Regions from separate parts of the Homo sapiens genome. Here region 1 is linked to region 2. The links are chromatin loops, found by intact Hi-C in ENCODE. Cell type or tissue: OCI-LY7. All regions are shown on one strand. Each heading gives the region's core, and the rest is flanking DNA. Links, peaks and the distances in the headings are about the cores only.

The links. A loop is a pair of places that touch in the nucleus more often than their neighbours do. Peaks named below come from ENCODE experiments on the same cell type or tissue, not always from the same donor. Only the 100,000 strongest peaks of a DNase experiment are listed, where the experiment ranks them.
Region 1: a loop joins it to region 2, with 8 times the contacts of the local background. A loop is called at or near these places in 5 of 110 quality-filtered maps.

What each region holds. Positions count from the first base shown.
Region 1 is chr13:23,405,467-23,408,387 of GRCh38, forward strand. All of the region lies in intron 2 of SACS (sacsin molecular chaperone), which reads right to left. Among named protein-coding and RNA genes, the nearest start is that of SACS-AS1, 12 kb to the right of the region's middle. In OCI-LY7, for the core only: a CTCF peak has its summit at 1,619 (motif pointing right); a DNase peak (open chromatin) is centred at 1,605.
Region 2 is chr13:23,870,516-23,873,436 of GRCh38, forward strand. The region is part of intron 5 of MIPEP (mitochondrial intermediate peptidase); the gene reads right to left. Among named protein-coding and RNA genes, the nearest start is that of PCOTH, 17 kb to the right of the region's middle. In OCI-LY7, for the core only: CTCF peaks have their summits at 1,306 and 1,515; a DNase peak (open chromatin) is centred at 1,316.

The DNA of each region.
Region 1 (2,921 bases), core at 220-2,719, 470 kb before region 2:
GCAATACCATTCAGGACATAGGCATGGGCAAAGACTTCATGACTGAAACACCAAAAGCAATGGCAATCGAAGCCAAAATTGACAAATGGGGTCTAATTAAACTAAAGAACTTCTGCACAGCAAAAGAAACTATCATCAGAGTGAACAGAATGGGAGAAAATTTTTGCAATCTATCCATCTGACAAAGGGCTAATATCCAGAATCTACAAGGAACTTAAACAAATCTACAAGGAAAAAAAAAACCCCATTAAAAAGTGGACAAAGGATATGAACAGACACTTCTCAAAAGAAGATATTTATGTGGCCAACAAACATTTGAAAAAAAGCTCATCACTAGCCATTAGAGAAATGCAAATCAAAACCAAAATGAGATACTGTCTCATGCCAGTTAGAATGGTGATCATTAAAAAGTCAGGAAACAACAGATGCTGGAGAGGATGTGGAGAAATAGGAAAGCTTTTACACTGTTGGTGGGAGTGTAAATTAGTTCAACCATTGTGGAAGACAGTGTGGCGATTCCTCACTGTCCAGAAATACCATTTGACCCAGCAATCCCGTTACTGGGTATATACCCAAAGGATTATAAATCATTCTACTCTAAAGACACATGCACACGTATGTTTATTGCAGCTCTGTTCACAATAGCAAAGATTGGAACCAATCCAAATGCCCATCATTGATAGACTGGATAAAGGAAATATGGCACATACACACAATGGAATACTATGCAGCCATAAAAAGGATGAGTTCCTGTCCTTTGCAGGGACATGGATGAAGCTGGAAACCATCATTCTCAGCAAACTAACACAGGAACAGAAAACCAAACACCACATGTTCTCACTCGTAAGTGGGAGTTGAACGATGAAAACACATGGACACGGTGGGGGGAAACACCACACACCAGGGCCTGTCGGGGGGTGGGGATTAGGGGAGGGATAGCATTGGGAGAAATACCTAATGTAGATGACAGATTGATGGGTGCAGCAAACCACCATGGTACATGTATACTTATGTAACAAACCCACACGTTCTGCACATGTATCCCAAAACTTAAAGTATAATAAAAAAAAGTTCTAATATTAAGTATTATTTCTCCTAATATCAACTAAATAACTGCCAATTCCACATAAAACACTTCTCTTACCATGAATTCGTATCATGAATTTTAGTATTTTCAAATCACAATAAATTTACAAAAAGGGAGAATTTTATTATAGGTAAATTGTATCCTATTAAACCTGACTTTAAAAAATTAATGGGCAAAAAAACCCCTCACGTCATCAATTATTATTTTTTGCATTTATGTAAATAATCAGGCCAAATCTAATGAAACCAGACATTTTGTCAATGAAAACAATCTTACTTTGGTTATCTTGAATCAAAAAGGGGACATCATTGTAGAGAGATATTTTATGCTTCAATCTACAGCACACCCTTGTAGGTTATCAGTTTCTAGATGTGTTCACTGTCTTTGAGCTATTTTTCACCTCTTTGCAAATTAAAGTCAGCCATTTGGCACAGTGTATCTTCCACACTCTGCTCCAGGAAATAACCATGACCGTGACACTGATGTCTATGCCATCACCAAGGACATTCAAACTGAAAGCCAGGACAGCCACTAGAGGGCCACTGCCATCCTCATTCTGCCACCCGAAGATACTGTAAGCCCAACATCTAGACTCAGAAACTGAGTTTACAGTCTGCTCTACCCATGCATCTTTGTTTTTCTTTTTATTTATTTATTTTTTTCAAGACGGAGTCTTGCTCTGTTGTCCAGGCTGGAGTGCAGTGGCGCAATCTCGGCTCACTGCAAGCTCCACCTCCCAGGTTCACACCATTCTCCTGCCTCAGCCTCCCAAGTAGCTGGGACTACAGGCGCCTGCCACCACGCCCGGCTAATCTTTTTCTATTTTTAGTAGAGACGGGGTTTCACCGTGTTAGCCAGGATGGTCTCCATCTCCTGACCTCGTGATCTGCCCACCTCGGCCTCCCAAAGTGCTGGGATTACAGGCGTGAGCCACCACGCCCGGCCTGTTTTTCTTTTTGTTTTTCATAAATGTCTGACTTATTGAAGCATCCAGCAAATATCCTCTATCACCAAGTCTCAACAGATGGTTCAGCTGGTCCTTAATGAACAAAAAAGACAACCAACAAGAAATGGACTTAGATGGTTCAGACAGAAGAATGTCTGTTCTTTCATGAACAACAGGGGGAACTAAAATAGACTTTCTCTTTAACCAAACATTAGACAGGCTCCCCCACGCCCTCTTTTTGACACGGCATTGTCTTCGGGTCCTGCCTTTGACCTGCCTAGCCCAGCTGGTGCATGCATCCCGCCAAGTCAGTTCAGACAGAATCCCCTGACTCCGGCTATCTGATCACCTCCACATCCCATCGGATTCCTCAACCCCACCTTGATAGCCGATCATTGTTTCAAGTCAGTTCAGCAAGAGTCCCTGACTTTTGACATTCCCCCTTAGTAATTTTCCATGCAGTGACCCCTCACACTGCACATTGGCTGTGAATCCTCAGCTGTCTGTGCTGTATTAGGAGTTGAGTCCCTATCCCTCTCCCCTGTTGCAATCGTCTTGATGCCTATCAAAGTAGTCCTGAGTAAAGTCTTCTTTACTATTTTAATAGGTGTCAGAATATGATTTTGAGCAAGTCATGTGACTTCAGTTGTCACATTCATCAAATGAAGCCCCCGCCCCCCAACATAAGAGAGGATTCCTAGACATTTCCACTCGTCTGAATTAAGCCCAAGTATGCCCTGCTCTTACGCACACTGTAACTAGAGCTGTTTCCTCAGGACCCTTGGGGCAGTTTCCCCAAATCTGGCCCACCTCTGGAATCTGCCTTTTGCACTAACATATTCTGAGGCTCCAACATCTTCCTGAAAGCAATGGAGAAGGAGCCAGTCC
Region 2 (2,921 bases), core at 319-2,818:
AAACACATGCCAGGTGCAGTGACTCACGCCTGTAATCCCAGCACTTTGGGAGGCCAAGGAGGGCAGATCACTTGAGGTCAGGGGTTGGAGACCAGTCTGGCCAACATGGTGAAATCCCATCTCTACTAAAAATACAAAAATTAGCTGGGCGTGGTGGCACGTGCCTATAATCTCAGCTACTCAAGAGGCTGAGGCACGAGAATCGCTCGAACCCAGGAGGCGGAGGTTGCAATGAGCCGAGATCGCACCACTGTACTCCAGCCTGTGAGACAGAGGGAGACTCTGTCTCAAAAAAAAACAAAAAACAAAAAAACAGTTATTTGCAAAAGTGTAGTGAGCCTCCAGAAGGGGGAAGCACATTTTAAAAGTTCTGATTTTGGGTGTGGTAGCACACGCCTGCAGTCCCAGCCCTATGTGGGGCTGAGGCAGCAGGATCACTTGAGCCCAGGAGGTAAGGCTTCAGTGAGCTACGATCACACCACTGCAACCTGGGCAACAAAGCGAGACCCTGTCTCAGGGGGGAATAAAGTTCTGATTTTGCATGTGCTTGAGCTGCTACAGAATGATACAGTGAAGTCTAAGAAGCAGACTGGAACCCCAGGGCATGGTCCTTTCTTCTACTCTGTGTCCCTGCCATGTGGCACATGGTCCTTGCTCCTGCCAGGCCTTCAAATGGTCAGTGATGAGGACGTGGATGGTGCGGACACATCTGCTTAGGTTTAATCTTGCAGTCATATCTTTGTAATACACAATAACCTGAGAAAACGTGTATTAGCAAAGGGGTTGCCATAAATGCTCTAAGATTAAATATAAACTAGAAACCACATAATTAGGCTGACTGGAGGAGAAGGGCTGAATTTTCAGTTATTGGCTACTCAAAAACTAGACAGGCTCTGCAGATGAATTTTCAGTTATTGGTTACTCAAAAACTAGACAGGCTCTGCATATGAATTTTCAGTTACTGGTTACCAAAAAACTAGACAGGCTCCGCACTGGGCTCATGTTGGGCTTCAGGTGAAAGTGTACACAAATCTTTCTGGGAGAGGAGATAGCAATTAACAAGTTCTAAACTGTTCTATGCTCCTAAAAAATGATTAAGCCACAATACTAATATACTTTTTAAAGATAAACATAGATGATGTAGAGGCATGCTTGATAAGATGCTGAAAAAATTGAGTATATATCAATATCCCCAGAATTTCAATATAGAAAATTCAAATTTCATGGAAAAAAGTTTTAGGAGACTCCCATTTCCTTACAGTCCAGATTTCTCTTTGCTTATTTTGTTTGATATGGCCATTTATCACCACCTAATGGTAACAAGTGGAATAACAAAAAAGATGAACAAGATTTTGAAATCACATTACAGTTCCAAAATTGTCTTCAAAACTTTTACTTTGAAAAAAAAAATGTGATAAAATTAACTACTTTGAAGATTTTATCTACTGATAAAACCTCTGGAAAAATCAAAACTGAGTTCATGCCAACTTCAATGATCTGCCAGGCATATCACTTCATCATTCTGTGGTAACAATGAAATGTACAATAATCTGAACTCTTGAAAAATTCTATGAAATTTCTGTGTTATTAAATAATGTTAAAAATAAACATTTCTATTACATTTAAACTTATAAGTTATATTTGTATGAGACCTTAAAAATTAAGGCCGGGTGCAGTGGCTCACGCCTATAATCCCAGAACTTTGGGAGGCTGAGGCAGGTGGATCACCTGAGGTCGGGAGTTCGAGACCAGCCTGACCAACATGGAGAAACCCCGTCTCTACCAAAAATACAAAATTAGCTGGGCGTGGTGGCACATGCCTGTAATCCCAGCTACTCAGGAGGCTGAGGCAGAAGAATCGCTTGAACCCGGGAGGCGGAGGTTGCGGTGAGCCAAGATTGCCCAATTGCACTCCAGCCTGGGAAACAAGAGTGAAACTCTGTCTCAAAAAATAATAATAATAATAAATAAATAAGAAACCAACTGGAAAGAACATAGGCTTTGATGATTTATAGATTTTGTTGGTGGGTTTATTTCATGGTCTCTCTTTTGAAAAATGGAACATGTCTACTTTATATCCTGTCCTAGTGGAGCACCTCTGAGAACAAACATGGAAGTTACAAGGGAAAAACTGAGCAGGTTTACTTTAGTTGCATATTCAATATTGAGGGGTTCCCTGGGAGCTGCTCCCGGGGAAAGAGGAGCTACACTGTAATCATATGTTAGATAAAAGCGGCAATGTCTATGCTGGTGAAACTGAACATATACTATTTGTCAGCAAAATTTCAAAAGCACCCTTCATAAGGATACATTAAAACTATTCACATGGATTCTCTACTAGCAACCTTCCTTCTGAAGATATCAAACTTGATGATAGCTAGCATTATCATGATTTGTCATACATTCACTCAATACTTTTACTGAGTCCAAAACTAATATGCATTAAAAAACATGATCCACGTTCTTGATCCTTTGTAAGCCTAGAAGTTAGATAAGCAACACAACAATAACAGCATCATCATCAACAAAAGGTAAAGAAGAATGCCACATGACTGAAATAAGTAAAATACGTTCGGATGAATACAAAATTCCACCTGGGGGACTGATAAAAGCTTCGCAATGTGGCGTGAGGATGAAGCCTTCATGGGGACTTCAGCCAGGGAAACCTGGTGAGCAGGCCTAGGAGGAGGACAGCAAACACATGGGGGAGGACACTGTGTATGAGGGGCTGACAGCCGGAGCACAGCCACGAGTGTGAGCTCTTTGTTACATGTTAACTTCACTAGACAATGGGAAGTCCACAGGAGGATTCTGGGCAGGAAAGTAACAAATCAATACTTTATGAAAACTAATCCAGTGTTCACAGACGGGGAAGACTGACCAGCAGGATGGTGACATGCTGGCCATGGAGGCTCTGGAGT